Linked DNA regions of Mus musculus: regions 2 and 3 are each linked to region 1. Evidence: chromatin loops called from intact Hi-C (ENCODE). Cell type or tissue: heart. All regions are shown on one strand. Each heading gives the region's core, and the rest is flanking DNA. Links, peaks and the distances in the headings are about the cores only.

The links. A loop is a pair of places that touch in the nucleus more often than their neighbours do. Peaks named below come from ENCODE experiments on the same cell type or tissue, not always from the same donor. Only the 100,000 strongest peaks of a DNase experiment are listed, where the experiment ranks them.
Region 2: it touches region 1 in a loop (1.9-fold over the local background); 3 of 42 quality-filtered maps call a loop at or near these places.
Region 3: a loop joins it to region 1, with 3 times the contacts of the local background. A loop is called at or near these places in 4 of 42 quality-filtered maps.

What each region holds. Positions count from the first base shown.
Region 1 is chr12:35,309,277-35,319,558 of GRCm38, reverse strand. No RefSeq gene overlaps it. Among named protein-coding and RNA genes, the nearest start is that of Mir680-3, 120 kb to the right of the region's middle. In heart, for the core only: no CTCF peak of the experiment used is centred there; a DNase peak (open chromatin) is centred at 6,168; H3K27ac peaks cover 466 bases.
Region 2 is chr12:35,729,090-35,739,371 of GRCm38, reverse strand. All of the region lies in intron 1 of Gm40388 (a long non-coding RNA gene), which reads left to right. Among named protein-coding and RNA genes, the nearest start is that of Gm40388, 12 kb to the left of the region's middle. In heart, for the core only: no CTCF peak of the experiment used is centred there; no DNase peak of the experiment used is centred there.
Region 3 is chr12:35,457,570-35,467,851 of GRCm38, reverse strand. No RefSeq gene overlaps it. Among named protein-coding and RNA genes, the nearest start is that of Gm26071, 22 kb to the right of the region's middle. In heart, for the core only: a CTCF peak has its summit at 4,739; a DNase peak (open chromatin) is centred at 4,251.

The DNA.
Region 1 (10,282 bases), core at 1,204-9,203:
ACTATGCTGTAAGTTCTGAGAAGAAGGGGTGTTTTGCTATGCAACCACCCGCAAGTGTGATCTTTTAAGAGCATATGTGGTCTGTAGCAGATGTGCAGCTAGGTCATCATGTGAGTCCCGAACAACTGGAGCAGGGCCTATGCCAAAACCTGTTGCCTGTCTATAGGATATGTTCCTCTGCTGGGCTGTCTTGTCTGGTCTCAGTGGGAGAGGATGCACCTAGCATTGAAGAGACTTGATATGCCAGGATAGGGAGGATATCCAGAGGACCCCCACCCACTCAGAAGAGAAGGGAGAGAGGAAGGATTGTGGGATGGGGTGAACTGGAGGAGAAACAGTGAGCTGGATGTAAAGTGAATGAATAAAAAGAAAAAAGTATATGTGGTCAAGGGAGGCAGTTTCATGAGTGAAACCATTTTGTCTGAAAGCATGGAAAACATGGCCTAAACGAAACATGATGTGACTCATGGACTGAGATGTGTTTCTTGTAATAACATACAGAAGAGTGTCCTGGAGTGGAGTGCATATTAAAATGTAGATTGCAGTTCATATCCCAGGTGAAAAAGATGAAGTAAAGTCACATGCTGCTCTGAGACTTCTAAGGAAGGAGACACTAAAGAACACGCACACTCACACAAGGACATACGCACACACACATAGGCACACACACATCGTGCACACACACAAACACATACACACATGCAAATGCACACACAGGCATACACACATGCACACATACACAGGCACACACACACAGAGGCACACATACCCACTCACATACACACAAACACACACTCACACGCAAACACACACAGGTATACACACATACTCACACACACATTCACTCACACATGCACACACACTCATTCATGCATGTACATGCACACACACACACAAATGCACACACAGGCACACACAGACATACACACACACAAGGCCCCCTATGCCTATGTTCCTCTTCCCCTAGACACACACACACTGAGAGGTTTATAAATGCATAGCTGAATCAATGCTATGAGTTAGACATTACTTCTATTTTACCCAAAAAAAACCACCAAAAAATCCTCAAATTAAATGTAGCAAACTTGTTCTGCACCCCATAAATTAGTAATAAAGGGGTCCCTTTGAACCCCATTTTCCTTTGAATGGCCTGTATCCCTGAGGCTATTGTTTTAGAATTACAACTTTTAATGAAGTGATTATTGAAAAAGGTAATTGTGGAATTTCTTTCCATCAAAATGTGATTCCCCATCCCATTTTTAAATAATAACTGTTCACAATCTCCTGTTTTATCATCCAGAGCTACCATGTCTGAAGCCATTTGCCATGTAGATTGCACCTGGAACTTCTTGTACATGTCTAATCTAACTATAAATAATATAAACACCTATTGAAAAGACAGCTATGTTGTCCTTTGCAAAGTCATGTCTTAATATCTGCTATCTAGTGAACAGACCTTTAAAATATATTCATGTGCTTAAATCACTTATACTGGATTTGCAGACAATCTAAACCAAAATATGCAAACGATAGTCTCCAAATGGAGGTGTGTGTGTGTGTGTGTGTGTGTGTGTGTGTGTGTGTGTGTGTAGGTGTGTGTGTGTATGGAGGTGTGCGATAACTGCTTCCCCTATCGAGGTGGCATGAGCAACTTCAGCCTCAAATTTTTAAGTTGAAAAGATAATAACCTCTAAGTCCCTGATAAATCACAAAATACCTTCATGATCTTCATCAAATACAAGAGTACTAGTTCAATGACCATTTTAATGTGATGTTGCCTAGTTTTATGTCAATGTAACACAAGCTTGAGTTATTTGAAAGGAAGGAATCAATTGAGAAGATGCCCCTATAAGTTCCAGCCACAAGGCATTTTCTTAGTTATTGATGTGGGAAGGTCCAGCTCATGGTGGGTGGGGCCACCCCTGGAGTGGTGGTCCAGGGTACTATAAGAAAGCAGGCTGAACAACCCAGAGGAGAAAGCCAGTGAGCAGAGGCCCTCTGTGGCCTCTGCATCAGCTCCTGCCTCCAGGTTTCTGCCCTGTTTGAGTTTCTGCCCTCACTACTTTTGGTGATGAACTGTTATATGGAACTGTAAGGGAAATAAGCTTTTCCTTTCCCCTAGTTGCTTTAGATCATGATGTTTTATTACAGAAATAGTAACTCTAAGACATAAACTACTGTTTATACACTTTGCTGCCATTGCTATGTGAGACTCAATCCCCTGGTAGTGGTTCCCTTTAAGAGAATTTAAAACTAAATGAAGGAAGGAAGACAAAGGGACATGAGTCATATGCTAAGAAAAATAACAACACAGCAAGTTGGCCGCAGATAATTTCCTGAAACCAGTATGTGAAGGAGTGAGTTATGTGAAAGAATAACATGAGCAGGTCCTTTTGTGAAGTGGTAAAATTTCCAAACTAAATATCCATCTCGAGCCGGAGGCAACAAACAAATGGAAGATAAGAAAAAGTCAGAGTGATTTTTTTTTAAAGTTTGCTTTCTCCATTTGCAATGTAATTGAGAAACAAAATAAACGAACAGGCCAATTCCCACTTTAGGATTTATAGTGTCGCAACTTCTGCATAAAAGCTTTAGTAGCGTTGTATACCCTGGTCCCCTTGACCCTGCACTCTGAAAACATCTCCTTGGAAAATCGGAGCTTTTAGTTAATGTTTTTATGGGACATATTCTATGGAAGCCCACAGCAAACACACAAGGCAATTGAATAAATTGCCAGCTGCTAACAATTCTTTCGATAGAGTAAACCCTACTCCTGTTTCAAAAATTATTTTATTGAAAATAGATTTTTTTCATCTAATATTATTCTGATTATAGCTCCCCTTCCAAACTCCTCTCAGGTTCTCCCCATATCCCCTGCCACCTACATCCACACCTCTCTTTCTTTCATTAGAATACAAACAGGCATCTAAAAAACAATGATAAAATGATGATAAAATAAAATAAGATTAAAAACCAAACAAACTGAAATAGGACAAAAGAAACATACAAAAAAAAAAAGCCAAAGGAAAAAACATAAGAAACACAGATAGACACAGGGACACACATATTCCTAAAGAGAGAAAACCCATAAACACAAAATAAAGATTTAAAAAAGAAAAAGAAAGCCCAGACAAAGCATTGCAAGATGGAAAATCTTCCAAAAATACCATTGAATTGCTTTTATCTTGGCCAAGTACTGCTGAGCATGGGGCCTGCTTCTAAGTGTGGCTTGTGTACCCAGTCAGACTCCCTTGGAGAAAACTAACTTTTCCTTTGTAGGGACTTATCATTGGATGGAGTTTCTGATTGTGCTCACTCCCCCTCTCAGTGCTAGGACACACCTGGCTGAGACCCTCAAGCCCAGTGTCACTACCCCTGTGAGATCATGTATGTCAGGCCTGCTGTGTCTAGAAGGACTCATTGCTGTCCTGCTCTTACACTATTTCTCTCTCCTCTCCTGCAGGGTTCCCTGAGCCCTGAGGAGAGGGACTAGCTAGGGTATAAAATAAAAGCTTAAAAAAAAAAAAAAGGCAAAATCAACAACATTCTTTCATGTAGTAAACTCTTTCAGTAACTGTCTCTGGTGTCCACAAACCCCACCAAGGTTTAGAATACTTCCTAGAGTTTCCATTAACTTAGTAAAATACAAAGTAGACCCTGATATTTTCAAAATTGAAAATGAGGTAAGTAATAATATTCTTCCCCGCCCCCCCCCAAAAACCCTTAAGATTATTAACGGAAAACATACGAGATTTCATAAGTTCAGCAAATCAATGGACATAAGATAAAATAGATCAACTATTCTTCAGCATGTTAGCAGTAGCTATTTCTCTCTCTCTCACACACACACACACACAAATACACAAGATAAAACAGAAAAGAAACTATGTGGAAATGCACAGGAATCATGAAAGTCTTTCCAGGGATAATCACATAAACAACAGCTTAGGTAAAATATTCGCCTTGGTAGAAGATAAGATGTCAGCTGGGATCTGGAGCTTAGGTGTGAGAGCTCACAGCTCAAATTTTGAACATTATTTAGAGAGCAAACTGGGAGTGTCATAGGACTTTGAAACCCTTAACTGCAGCCTCAGTGACCCACCTCCTTCAACAAGGCCATGCCTCTTAGGATGTGCTCTATTGAAAGATTACCAACTGGGGCCACATATTCAAATGCCCGAGATTCACTCAGGATGATGTTCTCAAGTTCCATCTGTTTGCCTGAAAAATTCATGATGCCTCGGTTTTTAATAGCGCATAGTATTCCATTGTGTAGATGCACGACATTTTCTTTATCCACTCTTCACTTGAGGGGCATCTAGGCTGCTTCCAATTTCTGGCTATTACTAAATAACGCGGCTATGAACATCATTGAGCAAGTATCTTTGTAAGATGTTGGAGCATCTTTTGAGTATATACTAAGGAGTGGTATAGCTGGGTCTAGAGGTAGAACTACTCCCAGTTTCTGAGAAAACATCACATTGATTTCCAAAGCGGCTGAACACGTTTGTACTCCCACCAGCAATGGAGGAGTGTTCCCCTTTCCCTATGTCCTCTCCAGCATGTGCTATCTCTTAGCCTCTCTGATGGGTATAAGATGGAATCTCAGAGCTGTTTTGATTTGTATTTCCCTGATGACTAAGGACTTTGAACATGTCTTTAAGTGCTTGTTGGCCATTCAAGGTTTCTCTCTTGAGAATTCTCTGTTTAATTCTGTACCCCATTTTTAAAATTGTGTTACTTGGGTTGCTGGAAACAACCCCAGCTACTAATTTCAATTTTTATTCTTGTTATGGTGTTTGTTTTTTATTTTAAAACAAGGTCTTCTGTAGCCCAGGCTGACCTTGAACTCTTCAGTCGTCCTGTTTCCATCTCCCATGTGCACAGCCATTTACCATCACACAAGGATCACACCAGGCATCAAGACACTGAACTTAAAAATATAAATATTTAAAGATGTAAAATTTTTCCACATAAACTTTTTGCAAGACAAAGAATTTGAACTGAGCACTCACAATACAAATGACAACACTCCATCCTTTGTCTTTATGGCTGCTGAAAGCCGGTTTAGAAGTTATCTACCCAGTAAAAACTATTGTCTTACGATGAAAGCAAATCTCACACAAAACCCTCCCACAGTTCAAGTGGTTAAAACTACACAAGTCTTCATTAACAACAGGCAAAAAAGTACCCTGGAATGTAGGCTCCCTAAAATGCCTGCTCTGTCCTTTGAAAGCTCTTGCTTGCCACAGGAAAAACACACTGAGCAAGCTAGAACAGCCTTCCAGCGGCAGAGCCTAATATTTGAATAGCAAATGTTGGGCAATTTGAAATGTGTTCTTTCACATATTAACCAATGGCTGAGCTGGTCACAGTATTCTTTAATGATCAGCTCTTGGACACTGGTTGAGGGATAGAGAACTTAGGCCTTGATGTATTCTTCATGTGCACATAAATGGTACGAGTAACCTTTGTATGCAAATACTTTCCCCAGAAACCTTTTGATGCCCCCTATGCAGCACAGTTAAGCCTGTCTGTCAGCTGCAAAGTTAACATAGAAGCTTCTGATCACCTATGATAATTGGCTTATTGATTGCTCATCCAGGCACCATAAAGCGTTAGCCATCTATACAGACGTTCCCAATCAGATCTTACTGGCTTCCCTTGGGCCTTTACATGGTTGCTTAGCACTTGGCTACCAGTCAATTTAAACTAACTCAGTACTCTACACAAAGGTAATTTCAGACATCTTGACCCCAGATATGGTGTCTCCCTTCTGTACGTTCCACCTTCTATGCAGTCCCTATTGCTCGGAAATGGCTAAGTTCTGTTTACTTCTGGCAAGATCCACAGTGGTGGTTACGATCAGTTCAGACCTATCCACGTTAATTTTTGAGAGTCAGAGCAAATAGATTCTCCCAGCCAAAAAGGGTATCTACAGTGACAGTGATTTCCTTATAAAAATGTCTTTCTAGCAAAGATGATTCTGGGCTTACATATTTGGGTAAGATCCTAGTGTTTCACAATTGAAGCTTCTTTCAATAGCTTACCTCATGGCTCTCAAAGCCAAACAGTAAAGAGAAAAGGCTTTGGCGAGGGATTCTGCATTGTTTACCGTGCCACAGTTTTCTGGCAACCATGCCTGCCCATCCCCCCATCTGCCTCAGGCAGCTGTTCATCTGCCAGCTGCCAGCAGTGGGGAGAGGGACTTGTACTTCAAAGGTCTCAGTGCGGCTCATAAAAGATCAGGGGGATTGACCCACGCCAAGAGGAAGACGGTATATTTGGCAAGTGTGTTTGGATAGGATGAGATAATCCACAGAAATCGGGATTAACTGGGAGGAAGTCTGGATTTAATAGCACTACAGTAGGCTAAAAATAAACGGAAAAGAAAACCGACAAATCCCCAGTGGAAAACCCTTAGTGAGTTTAGTTCACCGTGGAGATAGAAAAGGATGCGGCAGGGTGGCAAACTGGATTCAAGAAAATGAAGGGATGAGAGAAACGCTATGAAATATGAAAAAGAGGTTCTGGTGCCCACTTGGGAGTCTGGGGAAGAGAACCCCAAGGGTTTGAAAGGACGCCAGAATTTTCAGGGAACTCCAAGGAGAAGCCTGGCACAAACGGATCACAAGTGCCTGCTCTTTCTTTAAGGAGAAAACAAAACTTAACCTAGGGTCAACGGGACACCCCAAGTTTACTAGAAATGCTGTGTGAGGACCCCTTTGCACCTGCAGACTGGGGTTTTCACACCTGTTTGTTTGTTTGTTTGTTTGTTTGTTTGTTTGTTTGTTTGTTTGTTTTTCGAGACAGGATTTCTCTGAATAGCCCTGGCTGTCCTGGAACTCACTTTGTAGACCAGGCTGGCCTCAAACTCAGAAATCTGCCTGCCTCTGCCTCGCGAGTGCTGGGATTAAAGGCATGCGCCACCATACCCGGCTGCTTTCGCACCTCGCACCTCTTAAACCCCAACGACTCCTTGATGGCTGTTGGGGGACAAAGCTGCTGTCAGATTGTATATAAAATATATACCTGTGTGTTCCCAAAACAATACTGGGTAACTTGCAAAGAATTAATAGGAACATTGCACTTTGAAAATAAAATTTAGAAGGAAGTGAAAGGACGATAGGAAAAAAAAAAAATCAACCAAGGTGGAGTTTTTAAATAAAACCAAAAGTGAAGCGCATGCGCATTAACCCTTGTAGAGAAGGACCTCAATCCTTTTAGTATGAAATTGCCTCGTCTGTTATTACATTTTTTTAAACATCTCCCCAAACTAAAATCTGAAAAACTCTGTCAAAATTGTTCACCAGCTCAAGTATTCACCGACTAAATATACAGACAATAAATCAGAATTAATTCTGTTAATAAAACCGTGTTTTATGAAGCAGAAATAATATTTGTCTGAACAAGTGATGGAATACATGAGATAGATTAGGGGTATTATTTTTTTCTAATACTCTTTTTTTCTTTTCATTATTTATTTTTTATTATATGACATTGCAATTGCTGCTCCTCCCTCCTCCCCAGCCCAGCCCAGCCCCCACAAATCTACCGCCATTACTGTTCCCCCTGACCTCAGAGAAGGGGAAGCATCTGCTGGGTACCATCCCACCCTGGAACATGCAGTCCCAGCAAGAACAAGCTCCTCCCCTCCCACTAAGACCCCATCAGGCAGTCCAGGAAGGAGATCCAATGGCAGGCAACAGTCACAGACAGCCTCCGCTCCAAGTGTTAGGGGACCTACCTGAAGACCAAGCTGCACATCTGCTACAAATGTGTGGGAGGCCCAGGTCCAGCCCCTGCATGCTATTTGGTTGGTGTTTCAGTCTTTTTGAGCTCTCATGGGTCCAGGTCAGTAGACTCTGTAGGTCTTCTTGTGGTGTGCTTGACCCCTCCTGTACCACCCTTCCACAAGGAAACTGTTATTTAAACATCTTTCCATTGGACTTTAAAAGCATTAATGAGGGAGGAGTGAAAGAATGATTCAAATGAGCTGAAAGTGTCATCACAGAGCCACTCCAGCCAAATCCAGAGTTTATCCTGAGCATCCCGAGCAGTGGTATATGGTAAAGCACCTAGGAATGACCCATGTCAAGGGAAGGGCTTGAAGCATTAGTGTGCAATGGGAGCACTCTGAATAGTCAGAGCTCCAGCCTGCAGAGGGAGCATTCTGGACAGTCAGAGCTTACCATGGCTTCCTTGATTTAAGACCCCACAAACACTAAGACAGGCTGGATGCAGCCAAGAATAGCTGTGCATTCAAACAACACAAAATTATAAACTTAATAAGTATGAGACTCTTTTGTGTAGTTTTTTTTAAACTTGATTTCACCATTCTTTGTTGTTGTTGTTGTTGTTGTTGTTGTTTTTGAGACAGGGTTTCTCTGTGTAACTCTAGTTCTACAGGAATTCACTCTGTAGACCATGCTGGCCTCAAACTCAGAAATCCTCCTGCCTCTGCCTCCCAAATGCTGGGATTAAAGGCCACCATGCCCGGCCTGATTTTACCATTCTTGACCATGAACTTTATAGGTGACAATGATAAGCTGGGAAGTACTTTTAAAGTTCATCCACGTTGTATCAACTTTTAGCATCATATTCCTTGTATTGCTCATTATTTTCTTGCATGAGTATATATGACATTTTAATGAATACTTGGTTTACTTCCACATTTTGGTTATTATAATCACAACTGACAACAACAACATAATAATACATTATATCTTTTTTGTTGTTGTTGTTGTTTTGTTTTGTTTTGTTTTGTTTTTTTGTTTTTCGAGACAGGGTTTCTCTGTGTCGCCCTGGCTGTCCTGGAACTCACTTTGTAGACCAGGCTGGCCTCGAACTCAGAAATCCGCCTGCCTCTGCCTCCCGAGTGCTGGGATTAAAGGCATGCGCCACTACGCCCGGCTAATACATTATATTTTATGTATAGATATATTTTAATTTTTCCTGGATGTATAACTAGGACTTTTTAGGCTATCAGGTAATGCTATGTTTAACTTAACAAAACAAAACCTTGTTGCTTTAGAATATACTTTTTAATTTATTGAGTCTATTGAACAATTTTATCCTTTTAGTAACATTGCCAAAGAGGAACAATATATATTCCATTCATAAATGTGTCTCATCAAGATGAAATTCTGCAAAGATCCCTTTCGGTGTAAACACTAGAACCCCACCTGTGCTGTGCAATTGTGCACACTCTCTTCAAGTAACGGTAGATGATGCGTGAGGAGTTCGTTTGGGTGCGCTTAGGAGGGCTAAAATTATCAGGAAATACTTAAATGCTTACAACCTGGCTGTGCTACTTTTAAGTATAAGGTTACATTTACCATTTACACATGCTTACTCATTAAAAAGCATAAAAACGACACAAAGGAAACTTATTGTCTATGTCGGTCCTCCTTCCATGGAATATGCAATTAGCAGTTTCACTTTTTCCAGTCATTCATGGTCTATTCTATCTGGATCGCCTTTCTTTTAGATACTCTTAACAGTTTTCAGCATTTTATATGTCTGTTCCTGACCTACAATCACTATCACAGAACTCTGCATTTTCCAAATACCTTGCCCTTATGTTTGTTTTTCCACTTCCTTGGATTTCTTTATTCGTTTGGTTTTACTTTTAGCTATAGGGTGCGGTACATCCCAGGGTGGCTTTAAACTCCTGTCTCTCCTGCCTCTATCTCTCAAGTGCTAAAATTACAGATAAGATTACAGATAAGTACCACTGTGCCCAAGTTTTTTACTTTGATTTCATCTTATATACTATTAAAGCATTAAAATGGAACTTGTCTCATTAGGAATGCAAAATACTTACTATCTTAAGAAAAGCTGTTTGTAGTCTTACAAGTTGTGTAAGACACTGTCCACTCTCTTTGCTAGTGTCCTTATGTAGACCTCAGTCTTGGTCACCCTGTGATGAACTGTTATAAACATTAATGTAAATATGATCCCAGCTGAAAATACCCTAAAACATCAAATGCAAGAACCAACTGCTTTCTGGGTTACTTGAAATTTGCTCTTACCTGTGAAAGCTCATAGCTGACACTCCTTGCACAAGTGTTTGTACTATCTTTTCTCTTCCCCAAGAGAGATGACGATAATCAAAATGTGCCAGCCATTAAAATCAGTAAAGATAAAAAATTATGTAAGTGTTTAGAATTGAATGCTGTTGGCATACATTTCAAGATGTCTTTCGTCCCTTCATTCCCTTTATCACCAAACTACAAGTCATGGTTCTTAGCTCGAAGACAGAGTATGAGCATTAATATGA
Region 2 (10,282 bases), core at 1,196-9,195, 420 kb before region 1:
CAAGAAGCCCTTTCTCCCTTAAGTTGTTTTATCACATAGTATTTAATCTCAGCAATAGGAAACAGAGTGATGACAGAGATCTGATGCTATCTATTTCACCTCTGGTCAGACTTTGATTTGGGGAGAGTAACAGTTGGTTACGACCTTATGACCTTATGGCGAGCGTCCATGATTTGTGGAACTCTGTTTCCAGGCATAACATGGCTGTTGCAATCTTGAAACCAGAACAACTGTGATTATCTGCATGGGACTCTCATACTCTCTTGTACCTATTAATATCTTCTTTTGGAAGGAAAGGAAGATTTATCAGATATGTACCTGTACCTCCTCTCCCTTAGTTACATGTACCTTGCCTCAGTTGCACAAGGTCTTAGGAAGTGCTAAAGTCATAGGAGTGGTGGGAATTTAGGTGGTTGGTGACTCAGTGGTGTATTCCTTCCAAGATTATGTTTTTTATTATTTATTTATTTATTTATTTATTTATTTATTTATTGCTGCTGCTGCCCAAGCCACACTTGCTTCTATAGGGAACCCCAGTAAACTCATTGGTTCACCAAGCTGGACTTAGATGAATATTTTCTGTAATTTGTATTCTCTATTTGGAGTGAAAAGTACTAAATTCTCAAGGAAAAGCGATCCAACACTAGGAGGGTCTCTCATCCAGGACCAAACTCAGGTGAGCATAGCTATAGTGAATGCTGAATGCTGCCATTGGACCTTGTATTCTATGTGTGCATGGCAGTTGATGTGTGGGTTTGTGTGATGTGAAATTTCTTGTCCTGAGTGTTGGGGGAATGCAGTGCCATGATAGTAAGAAACTTACATCTGGCAGCTGTCAGAAAAACCATGTCCCCTGATATGTATATTACAATCAACAAATATGGACACTACATGAATATTTACATTGAAATTAACATCAGGTCTTTGAAGTGGAGAGAGAAAAAAATTTCTTGTTCATGTGTTCACCACCAAAAGAAACCATTTAATATTAATTAGAATAGATGAAATGACATAATTTAGGAAGTTGGAATAGCTAGTGACTCATAAATTTTTATTAGATATTTTCTTTATTTACATTTCAAATGTTATCCCCTTTCCTGGTTTCCCTTTCCAAAACCCCCTATCCCTTCCCCCCTTACCCTGCTCACCAACCCACCCATTCCCACTTCCTGGCCCTGGAAGTCCCCTATATTGGGACATATAACCATCACAGGATCAAGGGCCTCTCCTCCCACTGATGACTGACTACGTATGCAGCTAGAGTCATGAGTCCCACCGTGTGTTTTCTTTGGTTGGTGGTTTAGTCCCAGGGAGCTCTGGGGGTACTGATTAGTTCATATGGTTGTTCCTCCTATGGGGCTGCCAACCCCTTCAGCTCCTTAGGTCCTTTCTCTAGCTCCTTCATTGGGGACCCTGTGCTCTGTCCAATGGATGGCTATGAGCATACACTTATGTATTTGTCAGGCACTGGCAGAGCCTCTCAGTACACAGTGTTATATCAGGCTCCTGTCAGCAAGCTCTCATTGGTATCCCCTATAGTATCTGGTTTTGGTGGTTGTTTATGGGATGGATCCCTAGGTGGGGCAGTCTCTAGATGTTCCTTCCTTCAGTCTCTGCTTCACACTTTGTCTCTGAAACTCCTTCCATGGATATTTTGTTCCCCCTTCTAAGAAGGATTGACTTATCCACCCTTTGGTCTTCCTTCTGAGCTTCTGGGCTAATATCCACTTATCAGTGAGTGCATATCATGTGTGTTCTTTTGTGATTGGGTTACCTCACTCAGGATGATGCCCTCCAGGTCCATCCATTTGCCTAGGAATTTCATAAATTCATTTTTTAAAATAGCTGAGTAGTACTCCATTGTGTAAATGTACCGCATTTTCTGTATCCATTCCTCTGTTGAGGGGCATCTGGGTTCTTTCCAGCTTCTGGTTATTATAAATAAGGCTGCTATGAACATAGTGGAGCATGTGTCCTTATTACATGTTGGAGCATATTCTGGGTATATGCCCAGGAGTAGTATTGCTGGATGCTCTGTAGTACTATGTCCAATTTTCTGAGGAACTCTTACAGCCCTCTACAGTGGAAAAGGACATTTAGTTATGTTCTGAGCTATGAATATTCATTGGAAATTGTTACCAGTGTAGCTAAAGGCCGTGTCTCCAGGTACACTGTTACAAAGATGCTTGATGGTGAGGAATCCTGCTTTATTCTCTGTTATTCCTGCTATCAAGGCTTACTCCTTACAAAATGGAGTGACATAAAACTCTCAATAACTTCAATTTCCAGGAAGAGTCTCAACGTAAAATCCCTTTGTCTCAACTAAGAGATTTATTTTATTTTATTGGATTAAGATGCATTTTTGCTCTTCCTGATAAGAACATAGCTTATAAACGTTATGCAGTTTTATGTAAAGTGAACCTTACAGCAGTGGCATCAGAGTTTTTTTTTTTTTAATCCACATAAACATGTGGATTCATAGTCTTACATGATGTTGATCACAAGAGATAAGGATACCAAAAGCAGCGTAAAAACAACTGGAACAAAGGATCTGATTAGAAATGACAGTTGTTTGGAAGTTTAATTTTGTAGGACAAAGGCTAGCTTTTGAGTGTTTATTTTAGGGTTGAGGAGTTTACATTATAGAGGTATTCACATCTCCATTCCTTTCATTTGGCCATGACACACTTCCTGGATATTTCAAGCCTCTCTGTTTTGCAAGATGACTTTGCATTCTGAAGAGGTTTCCTGCTTGATTTAATTCCATCAACTGATTACCATGGAAACTCCTGGTGTCGTTTCCTCTTCCTGGAAGGAGACATTGACTCTGTTTCAAATAGAAATTTTGGCACAGAAAATAGAATACGTTTCATAAAGTAAACTGTGTATCCACAGGAATGCCTTTCAGAGTGACCTTCTGGGAGGAGAAGAGTCACACACATATCACCACTGAACTACAAAGATAGTGCTATGGTCAGTTAGCAGCATAGTCCACATCAAAACAAAGCCACACCCAAAAGGTTTAATTTCATTAAGGAAGGACTTGACAACAATCCTTTGTTTTATATTAGCTAAATTAACTATAAACAAAACAACCAATTATATAACATCCCTAACATTTTGCAAGAGTCAATCAATTTAAATTTCTCCATAATACAAAGATCCAATCTACATTTTGCCATAGATTTTATGTTTAAAGGGCATTTTCAAGCTTTTATGCATGTGTTGGACATACTGAGCCATTCTATTGGAACCTGCTCTCTGAGACAAGGATCACACTCAGACTTTCTCTGCTCACCTTCAGCTATTTTGACATAGAATGTAGACAGGAATAGTCAGTTATAGTCATGAGAAAGAGTGGCATTTGTGTTTATTATGCTTACTGAAGCCGTGTGTGTGTGTGTGTGTGTGTGTGTGTGTATGCATGTATTATCATTAAATGTCTAAACAAAGATGACAAGCAGATCCTTATATTTATGCATATTGTATATAGACATGTGGCAATCAGAAGTATTGATAGAAAAAATCAGCAAGCATTGAGAGAAAAACCTATAGATTTAGACAACAGCTTCAATAATATTAATTTATATTTTTACAGGACCTTTCTTTCTGAAAGACTTAGATTTTCGGTTAATGTTTGAAAACCATTGAATTATAGTTAAATATTTACACCTAAGCATATAGTTGAGGTCTATTTTCCTAAGACATAAAAAGGGAGTGGAATAAAATTGTGGCTTCTTGCAAGCTTACTGGCAGAAGATGAATAGGTTCCTTTAGATAACTTGAAATTTCACTATGGGGAACTGTTAGTTATGATTCTTTCATTAAGCAGAGACAATTGGAAAACATTATTGTCTTTTCTCATAGTCAAATGTCTATAAGACCTTAAAAAGCTTTATTAAAAATTCATACACATAGCACTTCCTAAAAGGAGTGTGCTTTCAGCAGATCTAGGAATAGCAATAAAATAATTTCATATATCCTGAATATTGAAGTTAAGATATTTCAAAGTGCTGACAATAATTGTAGGGGATCTGTTTTGATCATTGAAAGGAGAGGGGCATGTGATAACTGCAAGTTCACTGTAGCTGTAGCTGTAGCTGCTTTCTCAAAGCTTGCACAAGCTGTTGGAATATCTCCTGATGACAAAGCACTAAAGAGCTCTGGTCTCTACCACGTGCTGCTTATGGTCAGTGTGCCTGACTCCAGGTGCTGGGTGTAACTAAAGCTTCACAGCAGACGCCTTTCAAGTTCAAACACATGCACTGTGCAAATTGCATTCAGACCTATTTCTGGAATCTTTTTTTGTTTGTTTGTTTGTTTGTTTGTTTGTTTTTACCCCAACTCCCACCATCCTGTAAATGAGAGTTTGAATGCATCGTATTGAATGATGCATGGAAGAGTTCTCTGCCTGCAGCTTTTGGTCATAAGACATTTGGAAAAATGATTATGATCTAAACATTGACTAATATGTTTAGCTGAAGAATCTTAACTTTATGACCCCCTTAACCTAAATTATGATTTTCATATTATTTTTGGACCCTTCAATATACTAATACATTTCTCTCTTACCCTCTGTTCCTCGCCCCCATTCCGGTTTCTTTTAACTCTCCTCTACTCCTTTTCTCATCCCTTGACTCTTCAGTTACCCTGTGAGTTTTGAGGAGGTGGGGAGATTTTCCATGACACATTTTTGTCATTTAAACATAAGCCACTGAAGCACAGATTATTGTCTCTCTCTCCCTATAATATACAAACATGACCATGGCTTAATAACCAGACTCATACCAATGCAGTGAGCCTTGTATTAGTCATAGAGGATTTAGCCAAAATGAGTATACTGTGACATGGCAGTTCTGATTCTGGTTGATGTGAGGGCAGAATAGAGCGTAGTTGTCTCAATAGGTCAAAACCCTTCCATCCATGCTGTATTAATAAGATAGTGAGAAATAAAAAAAAATCCATCAGCTGGAGTTAAAAATCTGTATTCATATAATTTCTACTTTAACACATCAGAGATTAGTGTGTTGTGAAAGACCATCTTTTCTATCCTCTCCCTGGTCTTCTCTGTCCTCTATCATGGCTTCCAATCCTTTACTCTTTTCCTTTCTTTGTTTTTCAAACTTTTCCAGCCATGCATCAAATACCTTAATTGTTAACTTAAATATTGGTAGTGCCACTGTTTTTTCACACTTATGTTGAGAATTTTAGAACACATTGAAGCTGAAATTAGCAATGATGCTTCAAGTTTTTTTTTTTTTAAGAAAACTAAAAATCATTTTGTATTTGCTATACAACATGATTTATTTCTGGATGTAACTAGGAGCCCATGGAGTCAATAGCTACTATGCGATGTAAATTTGCAAGCATTTGGGCACCTGAGCATCCATTCCCAGCCACCTTTGCCATACACATCTGTGTAAGAATTAATTACAGTAGAACGGAAGGGCAGATTAGACCTTACTTACTGTTCCTTTGCTGGTGGTGGGATAATAGATGGGACAAGAATGGAAACAAGATCCTTTGGCCTCCTGTGGTAGAAAAACCCATGAGTCAGAGGCTCTGAGTTTTCTCTTACTAATCCCCTTCCCTTTCTCAGCACTGTGAAACTTTTACTTCATCATGTGACAGCCAACAGCCTAGTCTGTCACAGCAAAATTTTTCTCTGCATCTCAATTCTGACCAATATGGCGATGTATACTGCCCATGGTAACTGGGAGGAATTTAAAGCTGCTCAGGTTAAAACAATCCCAATATTTTTATATTCTCTACCTGACACACTGCTTTAGATGTTCCCCCACACAAATCTATATCTGATAGAGAGCAGAGTGTTGGATCCCCTAGAACTGCACTTAGATATGCTGTCAGTTACCCATGTGGGTGTTAGGAATCCAGCCTGTGTCCTCTAGAAGAACAAGTGCGTTTGACAGCTAAGCCAAATCTCCAGCCATTAGGAACCTCTTCTTAGCTGCGAGCTCTCCTCACAGCACCTGTAAACATTAGCACAAGTCATACATGAACCAAATTTAAACTATTAGTGTTAGATTATTTCAATGTCTTATAAGTTTTCTACATAGTTTTATCTGCCTTATAAGCTAATAGACCTTGAAATTAGTTGGTGGGTGATCTAGAAAAAATAACTTGCATGGATGCAAAATCATCCTTTGCTAAATCATTTCCTCTCTTACAACACAACACAAATATTTCTTAATTTAACTGAATTTACATGAATATTAGTCAGGGTTCTCTCTCTCTCCCTTTCTGTCTCTCTCCACACACACATGTATTTTATTTTATGGATATGAGTACTTGCTTTTATATATACATTGCATCATGCATATTTATAGATACACATATTTACACACACACACACACACACACACACACACACACACACACACACACACAGGGATTTATAACCATGGTTTACAGGCTATGGTCCAGCTGCTCAAACAATGGCTGTTTACCAATGGACGATCTAATAACCCAGTAGTTGTTCCATTCTCAAGGCTGGATGCACAACTGGTCTTCAGTATGAGCCAGAGTCTTGAAAAAGTAGGCTCTATTGCCAGTGAAGGAATAGACTTGCCAGTGATAGCAAGAGCAAGCAAGCAAAGACAGCAAGCTTACTTCTTCCATGTCTCATATATAGGTTGCCGCTAGAAAGGCATGGCCCAAATTAATGGTGGATTTTCTCACCTCAAAAGATCTACACTAAGGGTGGGTCTTCCCATTTCAGATGATCTAAACAAGAAAAATCCCTCAGAAGTATACTTAGCCATTTGGGTTTTAGTTAATTCCAGATGTGCTTAAGTTGACAACCAACAATAGTCGTTACAGCATGACTTTTATTTAACTTTTCTAAAAGAGATGTAACACTGGAACTATGTTATGGAATCTAAGTATAATTATGGATAATAAGCAAGGGGAGAATACAATGAGCTTTCTAATTGTCTATGTTGTAGGAGAGTGAGGCAGGATACCTTTGGACATCCAAAGGGAAGACTTCAATAAATATTGAAGACAATGACTATTCATTCACTGGAATAGTTGATTAAGGACAATGTAATAACATTAAGCTTCAAAGCTGTCAAAGGCATCCAGCCAGCCCTTTAATATGGCTGTGTGGAGGAGGTTAGCGAACAGACAGGTGCAAGTGTTCCTTAGATCTATGCAGTCTGTGGCTTTACTGGGACCAGTGAGTTCTGTCACTACTCTGAAAAACCAAGAGGTTGACTTTTTCTTTATCATTGACGACACTCTGGTAATGGCACCCAACAACACACCCTTTGGATATTGTGACCTCAGTTGGATTTAGTCAAATAAAACACCTTTCCACCCGAGCTCCCGACTATGTGTTTCGGGTACTCATGATCTTGTTTTATGTACAACCCAGTCTTACTTCCCAACACAATGTGCCGTGGCCATGACTGGCAAACATGCTGTGGTTCTAGCCCTAGAAATTTTGCTCAGCTGTGAATGGTAAGTCTTCCCCTACCCTCTCAGGTATACATTCCTTTTGATTTGATTCAGATTGATTGATGGCACATGATTAATACTAGGGAAAAAAGGGAACAGATATTACGATGTAGTGGTCAGTGGGAAAGCTTTGAAATCAAACAACTTTTCACACAGCACCGGGGACGGAATCAAGGTTTGCACTTACTAGGCAGATATTGCAGCACTGAGCTAGACGCTAGCTCCCAAGTTTATATCTGATTTCAATCACTTTCCATTTATCTTGGCTAGGTTAACATATCAGTCTAGTTTTTCCCCAACTAAATGAATATGGTAAATTGGTATAAATATGTTTGTAGATACTTTAAAGTTTGACTGCACTTTATCATTTGTGTTAATAAGGTCACCACTGCTGTGATGAAGCACCATGACCGAAGCACCGTGACCAAAGCAAATCGGTAGAGGAAAGGATTTATTTGGTTTATGCTTCCGGATCATTATTGAAGGAAGTCAGGATAGGAACTCAAACAGGGCTGGAACCTGGGGACAGGAGCTGCTGCAGGAGGATGTTCCTTACTGATTTGCTTCATAAGCAAGGGTTAGCTTGCTCACCCGGCTTTTTTTTTTTTAAATAGAACCCAGGCCCACCAGACCAAGGGTCTGTTCACCCACAATGGGCTAAGACCTCCCTCATCAATCACTAATTTAAAAAATGCCCTTGGGAACACTTCTTTGTTCTGGTGGCAGTGAAAATTTGTACAACCACTTTAGAAGTCAATTGGGTGGTTTCTCACAAAACTGGGAATATTTCTACCTCAAGACTCTCCTGCGTATATACCCAAAAGATGGCATACTGTACCATAGGGGCACTTGCTCAACCATGTTCATAGCAGCTTTATTCATAATGGCTGGAGACGGGAAACAACCTAGATGACCCTCAACTGAAGAATGGACAAAGAAAATATGGTACACCTATACAATAGAATAATATTCAGCTATTAAAAACAAAAACATCATGAAATTTGCAGGCAAGTGGATGGAATATGAGAATATCATCATGAATGAGGTAACCTAAAGCCAGAAAGACATATGGTATGTACTCACTTATAAGTGAACATTAGATATAAAGTGCAGAACAACTATGCTACAATCCACAGATCCAAAGAAACTGGGTAATAAGGATGTCCCAAAGGAGGATGCTTGAATCTCACCCAGAAGGTGAAATTAAATAGTCACCGGAGGTGGATGGAGAGAGGGAACTAGGTAGGAAGTGGGGTGAGGAGGAGAATGGGGATGGTGATCAGGTGTGGGGAAGAGGGCAGGAAAGGGCTGGGAGTGAGAATGGAAACTGTCCATGGGCATCTTTGGGACTATCTGGAGGCCTGGGACAAAGGAGGATACAGGGAGTCTATGGAGGTGATGCTAGCTGAGATTCCTACCAGATGGTCATGTAGAGACTGAAGTGGCCACTTCCTATAAACAGGCAGGACTTTTAGAGGAAGGAGAGGGACAACCCACAAAACCAATAACCCAAATTCACCCTTCCTCCAAGATGCACAGGAATAAAGATAGAGCAGAGACTGCAGGAAAAACCAACCAATGACTGCTCAAACTTGAGACTCATCCTATGTGAGTGAGCTAACCTCTGATGATACTCTGCTACGTGTGCACCTAGCATAACTGTCTTCTGAGTGGCTTCATCCAGCAGCAGATGGAGGCAGATGCAGAGACCTGCAGACAAGCATTAGGTGGAACTCTGGGAATGTTGTGGAAAAGTGGGGGATAAAAGTGAGCAAACGTGAGTAGTCAAGGACACCACAAGAAGACTGCAGAGTCAACTCTCCTAGGATCATGGAGCCTCATAGAGCCTGGCTCACCAACCAGGCAGCATGCAGGAACTGGATCTAGACCTCCTACACATTTGTAGCAAATGGAAAGCTTGGTATTCAACTGGGTCCCCAAACAAGTGGAGGGGAGGTTGAATTGTTCTGTGTTCCTGGCCATTGAATCGCCTTCGACCTACCTGGACTGCCTGGCTGGACCTCAGTAGGAGAGCTTGTGTGTATCTTGCTGGGATTACATGTCCCAGGGCGGGCCTCCTGTTCTCTGTGGAGAAGGGAAGGGGCAGTAGAGGGGAGGGGATTTGTAAAGGTGGGCTTAGGAAGAGAGTAGGGAGGAAGCTGTGATTTGAAGTGAATAAAAAACTAAACTATTGGGGGGCAAAAAAGACAGAAAATACCTTACATGCTTTCCTACAGCCTGATCTTTTGGAGATATTTTCTCAATTGAGGTTTCCTCCTCTTGGATTACTCTAGTTTGTGTCAAGTTGACATAAAACTAGCTAAGACAGAATTTATTACTTTCAATTCTCCACGTAGAGTTTAAAAACACAATAATTGTGAGAATTTTACTATAGTGTAACTCTTAACATTTGCTAAAATTATGATCACATTATGGCAAGAAAGCACTAGAATATCTTTTCAAGTTAAATAGAAGATCATAATTTAATACTCTCTGGGGCAGAGAATGAAAAATGAGTAGTTTATGGGGAAATTAAGCTTTGTGCGTTCTTAATTACTGAGATACCTCTCAGTTTATTGTATCTTATAAAGCACATAGAAACATATTAGCATATTTCAAAATCCTTACACTGCTTATAAATACTACCTTGGAATATTTCCAGTATTTTGGGGGGAATAATAATTTTTATTAGATATTTTCTTCATTTACATTTCAAATGCTATCCTCAAAGCCCCCTATACACTACCCCAGCTGTGCTTCCTGACCCACCCACTCCCGCTTCCTGGCTCTGGCATTCCCCTGT
Region 3 (10,282 bases), core at 1,108-9,107, 150 kb before region 1:
GCATACACTAGCAAGGTTTTGCTGAAAGGACCCAGATATAGCTGTCTCTTGTGAGACTATGCCAGGGCCTAGCAAACACAAAAGTGGATGCTCACAGTCAGCTATTGAATGGACCACAGGGCCCCCAATGGAGGAAATAGAGAAAGCACCCAAGGAACTAAAGGGAACTGCAACCCTATAGGTGGAACAACAATATGAACTAAGCAGTACCCCGGAGCTCTTGTCTCTAGCTGCATATGTTTCAAAAGATGGCCTAGTTGGCCATCACTGCAAAGAGAGGCCCATTGGACTTGCAAACTTTATATGCCCCAGTACAGGGGAACACCAGGGCCAAAAAGGGGGAGTGGGTGGGTAGGGGAGTGGGGGTGGGTGGGTATGGGGGACTTTTGGTTTAGTATTGGAAATGTAAATGAGCTAAATACCTAATAAAAAATGGAAAAAAAAGAACTCTGTATACTCCCATCCAAACCACACTGGCCTGTGAGTTGGAAGATGGTACAAGAAGAAACATGCAGTCCTCCACCCTTCCAGTGAGAGAAGGTGACTCCCATTATCCCAGTGCCTTAAATATGTGTGTCTGAGGACTAAGTTTCCTCAACATATAGACATTATCATTAGTCTTAAGTCATATAAGCTCTATGTTCAATTTAAGTTTTATTATTCATTATATAAAATGGACTTCTGAGCTCTTCCTTAGGGAATATAGAGTCAAGTCAAAGATGCCTCTTCCTAACTCCAATCCTAGCACCTGGAAATATTTTTCTTTTATGACACTTAAATTATCATGCCTCACACAGTGCAGTGTTTAGGCTCAGGGAAACCATAAGAACATAACTTCTGCAAAGGCATACTCTGACTTGTCTTTCTTAGCAACATTCAGATTCTCTGAAGAGGTCAGCACATAGGCAGTATTTACTAAATATTTATCAGTGGTTCTGTAATTAAAATATTGATATACAGCAACCTTTTCTGAGGGTAACTTAGTATAAAGCACAGCTTGCTTGAGTAGTGCACAAGAAGTTTGTTTCAATGTCCTGAAGGTCCTTCCCTGAAAGAGTTACATCTTCAGATGCATAAATCTGGGGACCCTAAAAAGACTACAGTAGGACTTGATGCAGGAACTTGTCTAGCACATCATTAAATCTTTCTGCATTGTTCTTATGAGTTCTTATGAAGGTACGTGGGCCAACTTCACTCTGCTGCTCTCCTGCCAAATTTGAAACCACAAATCCTTAGGTTTTACTTTTCTTGCAGGACACTGTAAGTCGTGATGCCATACCCCACTCTGCATGCTTGGCAAAGCTTCTCCACCAGACGTTTTTGTTTTACAAGCAAAAAAGCATTCCAACACTAATAAACTCTAAGTTTTCCTTCCATTTTCATATATATATTTTTTAATTGTTCCATTTTGTCTTTATGTTTTAAAAATCTCTATCTTCTAAAAGGTCTTGCTCCCAGTTAAAAATCACTGGACAGATTACTTGAATGACAGGTTTCTTTCTTCCACGTAAGTAACTTGCACTGTACAACGTTTATAATAGTTTTTGACAACACCCTTGAGAATGATTGCTTTCTGTATTTGACAGAGAGGACCACTGGTTTTCCTTTGCTCATGTGCTTGTGTGATTTTTTACATTTGAACTCATTGTTTGCTTTTCTCTTGTGTCTGAGACTTTTAGCTCTGGATGTCCATCAAGTTTTTAAGTTTAAGTGCACACACAGTTATTTGAACAGTTCAGAACATTTTCTAAGCAATCTAGAAAGCTAGCATAGATAATTTTTTCCCTCTCTCCAGAAAAATAAAGCTTTGCCCCAGAGCTCTCAATCTTGTCCAAAGAACCTGACTCTGTTCTCTAGGCCCATGCCCCACCGCAGTCCGTTCTGTTGTGCATCTTTGAAAATAAGAAAGCATTTCATTTCTAAGACTTGCACATCAGTCAGAAAATGAGGATGACCAGCAGGAGAATAATCAAGTACTCAGGGCTGCACATGGTAGGAGAGGCAACAGCAGAAGTGCTCTACTGAAAAGTAAGTTGACACTAAGGGAAAACCTGATCTGTAGCAGACCAATGATAATTTGGAGGTTCTACTAGAAGCATAAAGGCCTTGCTCCTTTTCCCAGAATCGAAAGAAAAAGAAATTGCTACTACTACCCCCTACCACCAACAGCAATGTCAGGTGCTAGCCACTACTTTGTAGAAGGACCCAAAATGATGCAGCTTCAGAACTCTGGATACTCCCATCCAAACCACACTGGCCTGTGAGTTGGAAGATGGTACAAGAAGAAACATGCAGTCTTCCACCCTTCCAAAACAATAACAAAATCACTGAAGCAAAAAACAAACAAACAAACAAACAAACAAACAAACCCAAATCAGGAGTTATTTTTCCTTTTGATTCCAGAAACTTACTCAAAAACGTTTGCAATGTGGCATCAAATGCAATTTCTGCCTGTAAATAAATACTGTAATTATTTGAACTATGTAAAGTGATCCAACTCACAGTTTTGAGTGACATGTTGGGGACATTCTCTAAGATGCCTCTGGGTCACAGCGGGCAGGAGCACATGAGGTTCTTCACTGTGCCTCACCTTGCAGCTGTCACTAGCAGGGACACTTTGGGAAAACTGCAAAGACATTTCAAAGATGGCTAAAGGAAGGCAGAAAATAAGAAGGAAAAAATGCACACTCTGGCTTCTTACCCCTTCCTCCATGGAAAACAAACTGCCAGGTCTCCTAATGCCAAATGAGTTTGTGTGTGTGTGTGTGTGTGTGTGTGTGTGTGTGTGTGTGTGTGTGTGTAGGGGGGTCTGTGTGCAGTCACTTGGACAGTCACCATGAGACTGCCAAGATGCACTTGAAATTGTGTGCTGCACACTTTAATATTCTCCCCTAGGTAGTTACTCATTCCCTGGATACATTTCCCACAAGGGAATGCCCATGACAGGTAAGATTATTAATTGTGTTTCTTTCAAGTTTGCCCATGTCACTTTGAAGCATCTGCAAGTATATGATGCTTTCTTTTCAAAATCTTTGTAAAGATTTACAGCTGAGTTTTGAAGCTTTTTGGTAAGAAAGAGAGATGGGCCATTGTCTTTAATCCATTCCATTTTGTCTTGAGAGTTACTGATGACACATTCACAATGATGGGTGATAGGAAATCTCTTTTGCTGTCAACATGTATGTAGGTGGACTTCTCCTGGATTCCTTGGTTTTGAAGACAGAAAGAAATGAGTGAATCTTACAACATAAGGCTTTCCCATTATTTTCAAAGGGTATGTAGAATAGCCTTAAGTAAAGTGGAAGTATTTGTCACATTTCTGGTCATATTTTGGATGTTCTTAAAAGACAACAATATAATTCCTGGTTTAAAAAAATCCACTAAATTTAAAGATATTTTAGTATATATTATCAGTAGATGTGTATTTTTTAAAAAATCCAAATATTCATTTTACAATCTTGAGTCCAAAGCTGTCACTATCATTTTACCTGTGGGTTCTAAAAAATACACAAGTCAAACAAATACTTTGAGCAGAGATTACCATCTATGCTTTAGATGGCTGACAACTTCTGTCCAAAACCTATCTTAGTCATTACTGGGACATCTGTATCTCATGTCACACTGTACAGCTCAGATCTCTTTTTCTCCCTCCCTCATTTCCTTCTCTGTTCCCTTGTTCCCTCTCTCCTACTGCATAATATACACAGGCACACACCAAACAACAGCCAAAACCCTGAGAAGCAAATAAGAATTTCTAAGTCTACACCATCTCAGCCAGTAAATGTGACACACCCCATGGTCAAATTTTCTGTCTCCCATATATGCAATATTTACGATGTGGGTCATTACCCCTTAAAGTAGACCTTAAGACCTTACCTAAAATGACAATCATTCCACTGCAATTATTCCATTTTTTAAAATGATTGGTTAAATACAAATCTGTGAGAAAAAAAATAAGTGCATCACTGTAAGGCACACCTCTCCTACTTACTGTTTAGAGAAAAAGAGAGCAATGCTTTTAAAATAAAAACATCATCAAACACTACGAGTCCATTATTTTGATCTTTCATGGGGGTTCAAGTAAAGCCAAGTAGAAAGGTTACTGAATTCTGCCTATCTTTAAAATGGGAAACAATCAGCAGTCCCAAGGCACACAGCAGCTTCCTTTCCAAGGCTGCTGATAGTGGAACCACACACACCCTTCCTGTTACCCCAGGTGCTAAAGAGATTAATGCTGAAAATATCTAAACACTTGGAAATCCTAAAGACATCCTCCCAGCTGGCTATAAAAAGACTGCTCCTCAGGCCTGCTGAGATATATCACATATTTCCCTCTTATTTTATTCCAAAATGAGAGAAAGTTTGTTGAGTTGGCTTCTTGTGTGCCTCACCCCCTACTCCTACCTTGCCACCAATACCTCAACTTTTTTCTCTTCTCTCTCACTATGTGTAACATTTTCCCACTTCTGTCTCTCATGAGTAGGTTGAGTAGTCAATGAGTTTATTTAATTTAACTTTTACCTAGATGTAAGGCACATCAATACTAATAGAAATGTCCCTCCCCTATGTTCTCCAGTCTGGCTAGAGTTGTGAGCAGCATAATGCTTGTTGTACAAAGTTCACGGTGGACTATTAGAATGTTATTTCTTCACCAACTGGAAAATAATAACTGCTATTCGTGTTTTGACTGTGGTGATAGAGCGACAAGAGTGCCACCATATGGCATCATGTCTGAAGTGGGCTCAGCTTTACTCCTATTCATGTCTCTATTCCTCACAGATGTATTATTGGTTTCTATATACATTATTGCTTTGAGTTTCCCTATTGCAATTCTAGTCACCTGAACTTTGTGATTATGAATGTTTAAGTATGCTGTTAAAATGAGGCTCTTTAAATGTTTGTTAGGAAGACCATAGCTGCGAAGGCAAAGCTAGGCTGAAGCCTTGAGCAAAAAGGAGTTTCAAAGTGACAAAGCACTTTCTAAACTTCCTTTTTCAGAGTTGAATGGGGCATCTTTTACGTCAGCAATTACCAAAGCTGTAGGCAGAATTACAGCTGATGATTAATTTATATAGGTCATTTTGTGGCCGTGTCTACTTTGTTTCACAGAGGCGTAAGGAAATCGGAATCTTGTGAGAGAATATGCTGAATGCTGACAAGATGAGAATTCATAACCGATGTGTCAGAAAAGAGCTTGGATAATGTTGCTTGGTAGGTCCTTTAAAGATGCTTAAACTGTTTAAACTTAGACGGTCATCAGAGCTCATCACACACGTGTGTGAGCATCAACTCTTTTAGCTGCCTGAGGCCAAGCACCTCATACAGATCAGGTGGCAGGAGAAGAGATGATGAAGGACAACACACACCGTGGAAGGAGCAATTCTCTAAGGACATACAGAATATGATGGAAAAGTCTGGGAATAAGGAGCAGAGGAGGACAGAGGAACTGGAAGTCTCCCTTTCACTCATCGGAGTTCCAGGCCAACTGCTGACTCCACGTCTTAATCTTCTAAGGCCGTGGTCATTGATATTGCTGCCTCAAGCTCAGGTGGGGAGCCACCTCATTCAAGCATCAGTTGAACACCTTTAGTCATACATTTTATTTCAAAAGGCATTAAACAATCAGAGGAAGAGAGGCAGTTCTCATAGGGATATTCAGAGGAGCACGAACTTGTCTGTTTCATTTTTCAAGTTAGTAAAGAAAATTGTATATTTTAGAAGTGCAGGGATGCATGTGCATGCGTGTGCGTGTGTGTGTGTGTGTGTGTGTGTGTGTGTGTGTGTGTGTGTGTGTGTGTGTGTGTGTGAGTGAACATGTGTGAGTGAATGCCTGTGTTCTCTCTCAGCAATTTTCAGGCACCCAATACAATATTGACTATAGTCAATATGCTGTACATTATAACTCAAAACCTCAAGCATTCTATATATCTGATAATTTCTACTTTCTGATTAATATCTTCCCAATATTGTCCCCTGGGAACAACCATTGTACTTTTTTCCCCCTTTCTTCCACCAGGGCTGCTGACTTCCCCCACCGCACATAGCATCATTATTGAGTCTCCGAGAGTTTCACAAAATGCATCCCAATCCCAATTCCTTCCATGTCTGCTCCCCTTGTGACTTCCTCCCATCAAAAAAAAAAAAAAAGGTAAAGATAATAAAAGGAAAAAAGAAAACAAACAAACAAAAAACCGAAGTCTACTTTATGTTGTCTATACACTCACCAAAGCATGGTCAAACTCCAAGTGGCCTGCCCCTTAAATAGAACGGAGTCCTTCCCCTTCCACACCTCTGCCAGAAGCCATCAGTTATAGAGAGTGACACTTTTTTAAGAGGTCTCTTGGGTGACTTCTTGCCTAGCATGTTATTTTGGGGGTTGGCGGGTTGGGGTGGGAATAGGGGTTGTCACAGACACCTTCCATGTCCCTCCCTCTCAACTGTGCATCTGTAGTCATCCACATCAAGCAAAAGTAGCTTACTTGCTCTTCACAATCATCAGGAGCATGGATCTTGACTTCCACAGGTTTCCTGGCAGCAATAAAGACCAGAAACACAGCCCCCTGCTACAGGGCCCACAGACAAGACCCTCAGAAACTGCCTGCATCATGAACATCAACATGGCCTAAGGTGACAGCACAGGCCAACAACATCAATATGGTCCCTGGTAGCAACACAGCTTATAGACCTTGATGTGGTTTCAGGTTGCAGCACAGACCATGAGCATCCTTGTGGCCTTCATTTTAAACTTGGACCTGGGCATTACCATAGTCTCAGGAGGCAGCACAGGCCACTCTGATCAATATGTCCACTGGTGGCACCATATCCCTAGACATCAACATTGCTTCAGGTGGCAACAAGTCAATAAACATCTGCATGACTTTTGGTGGTAACTCAGACTGCAAACATCAACACAGACTCTGACTGCAGTAGAACCTTAGACCCAGGCATGGCTTTCAGTGATAATATGGTAGCAGCACAAACAACAGACATCTGCATGGTCCTCAGTGATGACATATAACACAGAGATTATTCTGGCCCACAGCAGGACACAGCTGGGTGGAGTGCTGACAGACACAGGCCTGGCTGATTCGCCAGGCTGCTGCCCCTTCTACCACATGCCTAGCCCCCCATTGTCCTTTCTTAGTCTATGAATTCGTTCCTTTAGATTTCCCTGCAAGGTATCTTCTTCAGGACCTATAGATGAAGTGTTCTCAGTGAGCCTGTATCCTATCTCTGGAATACAATTCAAGTCGAATTTTGATCTGGTATTGTAGTTGGAAAGCTGTATAGGGGTTTTCACCCTTTAACATTGTGGCATGGCATTGCAATCTACAATGGCTGTAATAACAATACTGGGACCCATGTTGCCCACAGTCACAGGTTGGCAATGCCAGGTAGCACTTCCACCTCAGCCATTTCCTAAGATTGACTTTGATGTTGGCAGTGGAAGCAGAGACTAACCATGGCATCCAGCCCTTTATTCACTAGTAATTCTAAGCAAATGAATCAACTCTGAATCAGGGGTGCACTAATGATAATTATAAGCAATAGAAACTATCTAAGGTTGGGATGGTACTTTTTTTTTAGATTAGATCAATATCAGAACAGATTTGAAAGGGCAACTCGCTATTACAATAAATCAGGTTACTAAATATGTCTTTAACATCTCATTGGTAGAAAGAGAACCTAAAAATTTTCCTTGGTTTTGTAGTATTACTGGGTAGACATATTTAGAGTCAAAAGCACTCTAACACTAACACTTTGAGAGCTGATAATGACAAGCAAGAGTCACCCTAGTGCTGTGAATTCTAAGTTGATGTTTTGTTCATGAGTAGCCATGTATTGCATGGTACCAGGGTGACTCACGAAGCACATGGACAACAATGAAAAAAGTTCAGTGGTAAAATAAAGTTGATGAGTATTTACTTTACTTAGAAGTGATGATGTCAGGGGTGACCTTAACAACAGCAGATTCCATAAACCGCTCAGGGCAAAGCTTGGTGACAGGAAGGTGAAGAGGAGGCAGAGATTTCCTTTTCCGACAATATTGGCAGAGTAAATATCCTGAAACTCTATCATGCTATAAAGAACCTAAAAGTAGTAGATACAAAAAGAAAAAAAAATGGTTTTAGGGCATGTCTGAGTTGGAAAGAGAAGCTGTAATAGTCATAAACAGTATTTGGCTTCTTTAGAGAGAGAGAGAGAGAGAGAGAGAGAGAGAGAGAGAGAGAGAGAGAGAGAGAGAGAGAGAGAGAAGGGGGGCCATGATGTTGCTGTTGCATGGGGGAGGAAATGGAGAGGACCTTGGAGGAGTTGGGAGAGGGAAAAGCATGATCACAATACATTGTGTGGAAATTTTTTTTCCAGTTTTTTTTTTTTTTTAAATACAGAACTCTGGGAGGAGTCAGCTGAGAAAATGGTGAGCTTTGATATCCTCTGTTAGGTCCTGTGACTTATAGCTGCGATCTTGGCATAGGAAATGATAGTTCTGCAAATGGTACAAGCACTGGACATGCCTTCAGTGACAGCATGGACTAGAAAAATAACAGTATAATCTGTCTTGAATGAAGAATCAAACCAAGGATCTTGCTCCCAGGATCTCATCTAGCAGCCCTGGATGATGAGGTCCAGGTTGGTTTATTCTGAGAGTTAACTTGGCTGCACTGATGTGCACTCTCATAGCTGGTAAAGCATCATTTCTGCCTGTGTCTATGTGGTACTACTAGAGGAAACTGAGAAGTAAGTGTGTTTCGCTTTGCAGGTGTGGACTGGTGAGGTCCTAGATAGAATACAAAGGGAGAAGATAGGACAGTGAGCACCCTGTCCTCTCCCTGCATGTTACAGTTCTGCAGTTTCAGCTTTGGGACCCTGGGTTTGCTCATGGTTGTCAGTCTTGCAGCCTTGGTCAGAGGTGAACTATCAGTCTCATGGATTTCCTAGCTTGCATCTACTCTATTGTTCAATGAGTCAGCATTCATGATGGCCTGAGCCATTTCCCTTAGTGACGCTCCTCTCATCCCACTGCCTGCACAGTCTCAAACAGGTACCAGCAACCCCGGGATTGACACTTTCTTAACTACCTATCTGAAAACAGAAACAATAATTTTCTCTAGAAAAATTTACTGTCAAATCAAACTTTAAAGAATTTTCTTGTATAAATTCTCAACATAATTCGGGAACTTAAGGTAAAAAAAAAAAAAAAACCAACAAACCAAGAGAGAGCCTGAGTATTAAAATGGTCACAGTCATAAATTGACATTTAAAAAAAACCATAAAAATTGTTTTTACAAAACCAAGTGTGAAGAAGAAAGCCATGATTATGAAGCTGATTGTCTCATTCCGATGAAAAGTAACAAGTAAGCTGTATACCTCGTAGTGAAATGTGTACTGCTTAACGTGTTAGACATCACTAAGAGGGAAGAAGCTGCAAGCTAGATCTGAAATAACTGCCCAGAGAGCACAGAAATGTATAAGGATTATAAAGGCAGCAGAGAAACATGAAGGATGTTTAAAATATGTCAAATCACAATTTCTCAAATAAATACCAAAGAAATGGCAGAAATATAATTCTGGAAAGGACAAGTATCTGGGAAACCTGCAAATTCCAGAAAAATTCCAGATGGTACAAATCTCAGTGAAACAGATCCACCTTTCCTAAACTATACAACAAAATAGAAAAATATATTTTAAGATAAATTTTTATTTATAAAATTATATATATACAGATATAATTTTATAAATAATTCTATAATTGTATTTATATAGACATATATAAGGCATATATATGTATAATTGTATATATAAATTATATATATATATCATATACACACATATTTGAGAGAGAAAAAGAGAGTCAAAGAGGGGTTGTTTATATAGAAAGAGACTGAGAAAAAATTACCTCCAAAGAAACAAAATGATAGCTGAATAATAGCAAAAATGTTTGAAGCCAGAGACAGTAATGAAACTGATCAAAATTTAGCTCTGTCATTAGAAGTATTAAATTGCCCTTAGTTGAAAAAAATTAAAAACCAAGAAAGTTTATATGGAGGCTTTAAATGGTAGCTTAATTAGAAAGCTTGTCCACCATGCCTGTAAGCCTTGTGCTTGATCCCTGATACTTGATCCCCAGTACTGCATATACTGGGTAAGGTGATACACACCAGTAAGTGCTGTGCTTGAGGGGTGAGGTGGAGGCAAGAGTCAGGCTAATCCTTAGAAACCAGTCTGGGCTTCAGAAGACACGATATAAAAACTTAAACATACACAAGCAAATTGCCCAAAG